Regions from separate parts of the Homo sapiens genome. Here region 1 is linked to region 2. Evidence: read pairs that join two places in POLR2A ChIA-PET (ENCODE). Cell type or tissue: K562. All regions are shown on one strand. Region 1 overlaps ADGRE3 (adhesion G protein-coupled receptor E3). Region 2 overlaps TECR (trans-2,3-enoyl-CoA reductase).

What was found. ChIA-PET counts read pairs that join two places held together with the same protein. Peaks named below come from ENCODE experiments on the same cell type or tissue, not always from the same donor. Only the 100,000 strongest peaks of a DNase experiment are listed, where the experiment ranks them.
Region 1: POLR2A ChIA-PET joins it to region 2 with 5 read pairs; 6 of 35 experiments call an interaction of 5 or more read pairs at or near these places.

Annotation. Positions count from the first base shown.
Region 1 is chr19:14,659,963-14,662,462 of GRCh38, forward strand. It overlaps ADGRE3 (adhesion G protein-coupled receptor E3), which reads right to left. Exons shown (of 16, transcript NM_032571.5): 4 at 2,001-2,156. Among named protein-coding and RNA genes, the nearest start is that of ADGRE3, 14 kb to the right of the region's middle. In K562, no CTCF peak of the experiment used is centred here; no DNase peak of the experiment used is centred here; H3K27me3 peaks cover 749 bases.
Region 2 is chr19:14,563,558-14,566,057 of GRCh38, forward strand. It overlaps TECR (trans-2,3-enoyl-CoA reductase), which reads left to right. Exons shown (of 13, transcript NM_138501.6): 4 at 101-145; 5 at 243-346; 6 at 425-540; 7 at 625-730; 8 at 1,229-1,301; 9 at 1,392-1,435; 10 at 1,509-1,566; 11 at 1,645-1,733; 12 at 2,061-2,106; 13 at 2,187-2,423. The coding sequence ends at 2,314. Among named protein-coding and RNA genes, the nearest start is that of NDUFB7, 7.3 kb to the right of the region's middle. RefSeq lists enhancers at 1-93, 1,710-2,500 and a silencer at 983-1,132. In K562, no CTCF peak of the experiment used is centred here; DNase peaks (open chromatin) are centred at 944 and 1,353.

The DNA.
Region 1 (2,500 bases), 96 kb after region 2:
AGCTTTGTTTTAATACTGAACATTTTATCTTAAGAGTTCAAGAACTTTGACTTACAACCCTGAGTCTAGAATATGTTTGTTATAGGAAACCGTATTTATTGTAGAAAACTGCCCTTTTGAACCAAAGCTGCACACTTTATCATTGGGTGGGGGTGTCTGTTGCTTAGAGCTGCCAGCCTTGGTAATAACGAACCCCAAATGGGCTCAGTCTTTATAAAAGGACGGTGCAGACCTCTTAACATTAGGAAAACAACCAAAGGCATTTTCCTTTTTTGTAAAATAAGACAAGTTTAAGAGATTAACATCAGAACCCAGGTAGAATCACAGTCTGCTTCTACACTGTCAATAGAGGTGCGCATTGCTTAGTAAAAGACAGATTTATGGCTGAGTGCTGTGGCTTATGCCTATAATCCCAGCACTTTGGGAGGCCAAGGCAGAAGGATCGCTTGAGACCAGGAGTTTGAGATCAGCCTGGGCGACATAGTGAGAACCCCATCTCTACAAAAAATGAATAAATTAGCCAGGTATGGTGGCTCATACCTATAATCTCAGCCACTCAGGAGGCTGAGGTGGGAGGATTGAGCCTGGAAGTTCAAGGCTGCAGTGTGCAATGATTGTGCCACTGTACTCCAGCCTGGGTGACAGAGTGAGACCCCATCTCTTAAAAAAAAAAAAAGTTTCTCTCTTATTATCCCTACGGTAGTCAATACCTCATGGGTGGTCTACCAAGTCTCATCTCTTTTCTCATATAGACTTTCCCATCCATGTTTTCCATGGGAGTGGTCATGTTTACATGACACAGTATCTCTCCCTGGACACGGATCCACGGGTGCACATGGGGCTCAAACTGGGCCAATGTATTCATTCCCAAAGAATTTGCAATGGGGTCTCAGAGAGAGAGTCAACTGATCTCTCTTTGGTTGGTTGGGGCAAAAAAAATGGTAAGATCTGGAGCGGGTTGGTGGTCATATTTCCTTTTTTTTTTTTTTTTTTTTTTGAGACAGAGTTTCACTCTGTCACCCAGGCTGGGGTGCAGTGGCGGGATCTTGTCTCACTGCCACCTCTGCTTCCCAGGATCAAGCAATTCTTGTGCTTCACCCTCCTGAGAAGCTGGGATTACAGGCACCCGCCACCACACCCAGCTAATTTTTGTATTTTTAGTAGAAATGGGGTTTCGCCATGTTGGCCATGCTGGTCTTGAACTCCCGGTCTCGAGTGATCTACCCGCCTTGGCCTCCCAAAGTATTGGGATTACAGGCGTGAGCCACCCCTCCCAGCCGGTGGTCATATTTTCTGTCCTGTGGTCTAGGAAGCAGAGAAAGCCAGCCTGCAGTGAAAGAGAAGGAAGGAGCAGATCCAAAGATGATTAGAGACAGGGACTAGGAGATGCACCCTGGGGGTGTTGAGTTCCCAGTTTTAGTTAATTCCAGAAGCCCAGCTGCATTCCTGTCCTTGCAGGGCATGGCTACGCATCGTTTTCATAAACCCATTTTTTGGCCTGTTAGCCTGAGTGAGTTTCTCTTCCTTGCAATTCAAAGAATGTGGTCTCAATCACCACCTTGTCACATCCTCCATCTCCAAACTATAGTTCCCTTTCTCACCCCCTTATTTCCCTCAACTTGAACTTCCTTCTTTCCTTGTAGTTCCCTGCAGAAAATAAAAACCACATCCTGGTCCCACAACAAATACGTCTTTTCTGATGTTAGATTCAATAAAAAATGAGGAAGGACTGCCGCCTGTAAAAAGTCCCAGCACTTTGGGAGGATGAGGAGCGTGGATCAAGAAAAATTAGCTGGGCGTCGTGGTGCACGTCTGTAATCTCAGCTACTTGGGAGGCTGAGACAGGAGAATCGCTTGAGCCCGGGAGGCGGAGGTTTCAGCCACTGCACTCCAGCCTGGGCTACAGAGCGAGACTCTGTCTCAAAACAAAACAAAACAAAACAAACAAACAAAAAAACAACAACAGAGGAAGGAAGGCAGGAGGACAAAAATGTTCTTACCCTGACAGGTGTTCTCATTGGAATTACTGAATTGTTCATTCCCAGAATGCAGTCTATATCCTGGGACACATTGACAGTAGAAACTTCCTTCGACATTGTAACACACAGCGTTAAATCCACAATATACACTATAGGGTGGTGTACATTCATTAATGTCTGGAACACAAAGAAGCAATTGGGTCATTCATTCAGCAAAGATTTATTGAGCAGCTACTATGTGTCAGGAGTTGTGCTCTTTCCCCCATGGTCTGTCCTGGCTTTCCGAGACAAATCAGTTTAGGTAATGGTTATCTTGGTTTTTCGCTTTCTTCATTGACTTTGGTGGGGTTCTCCAGGAAGCAGACAATGAGACGAGAATATAAGTACTTTATTTGGGAGGGGATCCCAGGAAACACTGAGAGGGCAGTCGCGAAATGAAACAAGAAACTATCTTTTCTTTTTGAGACGGAGTCTTGCTCTGTCATCCATGCTGGAGTGCAATGGCAGGATCTGGGTTCACT
Region 2 (2,500 bases):
TTGCACCCTGGGAACCCTGAGAAGCTGGCACAGTGGCTGGGCAGCGGACCGGCTGAGCCCTGCCAGGCTGTGGGCTGTAACTGCCCTGTTCTCCCCGCAGATCCGCAGTGGTACCCCGCCCGCCAGTCCCTCCGCCTGGACCCCAGTGAGTACAGCTGTCCACTCGGCCCGCCCCCTGGGCTCCTGGGTGGCAGTGGGAGAAGGCCCGGGTAGCCCCTGAGCCCTGGCCCGCCTCTCTGCAGAGGGCAAGTCCCTGAAGGATGAGGATGTTCTGCAGAAGCTGCCCGTGGGCACCACGGCCACACTGTACTTCCGGGACCTGGGGGCCCAGATCAGCTGGGTGACGGTGAGTCCTGACCCTACCCACGGCCTCTTTTCCCGTCAGCCACGTTGGGTGACTCATCTTGCCCCCCTCTACTCTCAGGTCTTCCTAACAGAGTACGCGGGGCCCCTTTTCATCTACCTGCTCTTCTACTTCCGAGTGCCCTTCATCTATGGCCACAAATATGACTTTACGTCCAGTCGGCATACAGTGGTGCAGTAAGTGGGGCAGGTGGGAGGAGGGTAGGGGAAGGCAGAAGACCTGCCGGACCAGCCCCAGCTGAGCCTGCTCCCCCCGACCAGCCTCGCCTGCATCTGTCACTCATTCCACTACATCAAGCGCCTGCTGGAGACGCTCTTCGTGCACCGCTTCTCCCATGGCACTATGCCTTTGCGCAACATCTTCAAGGTGAGAGCCCGTCCCCGCCTCACCCCTAAGCCCCGCCTTTCTGCCCCACCCCGCCCCGCCCCCACCGAGCCCCACCCCAAGGCCCTTCCTGTCTGCCACTACGCCCCAGCAGAGCCCTACCCCTAGGCCCCGCCTAACCTCCCCAGCCCCGCCCTCGCAGAGCCTCTAGACCCCGCCCGTCCTCCCCAGCCCCGCCCCCGTCGGGCCCCTAGGCCTGCCTATCCACCCTAGTCCCACCCCTAGGCACCGCCTATCCCCCCAGCCCCGCCCCTGCAGAGCCCCGCCCCAGTTTCACCCCTAGGCCCCTCCTGTCCACCACGCCCTCACAGAGCCCTGCCCTAGCCTCACCCCTTGGCCCCGCCTATCCTCCCCAGCCCCGCCCCAAGGCCCCTCCTGTCCTTTCCCACCATGCTCCCAGGCCCCTCGGGATGAGACATGGGCAGCATCTGCCTTGTCCGGTGCTGGCCCAAGTCCCATCCCTGCCCTGCTCCCTTTCAGAACTGCACCTACTACTGGGGCTTCGCCGCGTGGATGGCCTATTACATCAATCACCCTCTCTACACTCCCCCTAGTAAGTGGCCTCAGACCATCCTTCCCTCCCCCACGGTCCCCACCCAGCGGGTCCTCCCCTCATGGGCTCCCCTCCCTGCTTCCTCTTCAGCCTACGGAGCTCAGCAGGTGAAACTGGCGCTCGCCATCTTTGTGGTAAGGAGGCTGGGTGTGGGGACGGGGTCGGGGGAGTCTGGGCGGCCCTAGGCTGATCCTGCTTCTCTGACAGATCTGCCAGCTCGGCAACTTCTCCATCCACATGGCCCTGCGGGACCTGCGGCCCGCTGGTGAGTGCCTGCTGGGGGCAGGGGGACAGCTGGGCTGGGTGAGGGGGTCTGACTTTCTCCTTCTGTCCTGCCTGCCAGGGTCCAAGACGCGGAAGATCCCATACCCCACCAAGAACCCCTTCACGTGGCTCTTCCTGCTGGTGTCCTGCCCCAACTACACCTACGAGGTGAGGGGCTGCCTTACCCCTCTCTGCCCTGGGACTTGGGGTCCCATGTGGAGGGACCAGCCCCTAGGATGGGGCGCCTGGCTGGGCAGCTGCTTTTGCCGCCTGCACTGCGAGCATTGGGAGGTGGAGACCGCGGCCTCTCTGCTGTGGTGGCGGGGAGGCGTGTGCCGCTGGGCTTCCGCCGTATACAGCCCCGCCTCCGCTGGAATTGGGTTCCCATCCCTGACTCAGAAAGCAGGGGCGGCGGGAGGTGGCTGGCTGAGTCCAGGACAGCCACATACACGGGTTGCGAGGCTGCCCACGCTCACTCTCCGCCCCTGCCCACAGGTGGGGTCCTGGATCGGTTTCGCCATCATGACGCAGTGTCTCCCAGGTGAGCCTGCCGCCCTCCCTCGGCGGGGCCCTGCCCCTCCGGGCCGGCAGCCCCTCCCTGACGCCCGTTCTTTCCTGCAGTGGCCCTGTTCTCCCTGGTGGGCTTCACCCAGATGACCATCTGGGCCAAGGGCAAGCACCGCAGCTACCTGAAGGAGTTCCGGGACTACCCGCCCCTGCGCATGCCCATCATCCCCTTCCTGCTCTGAGCGCTCACCCCTGCTGAGGCTCAGCCCCTCAACCCGGTGGCATTCTGGGGGAGGAGTGGGGCCCACAGCTCTCCAGCACCCGGAATAAAGCCCGCCTGCCCCAGTCGGACTCGGGCTCTGTGTGTTTCTTTCCGGGGTTGGGGACCACCACACTGCCCTTCACTCTCTCCCCACTCTCGCGTCGGA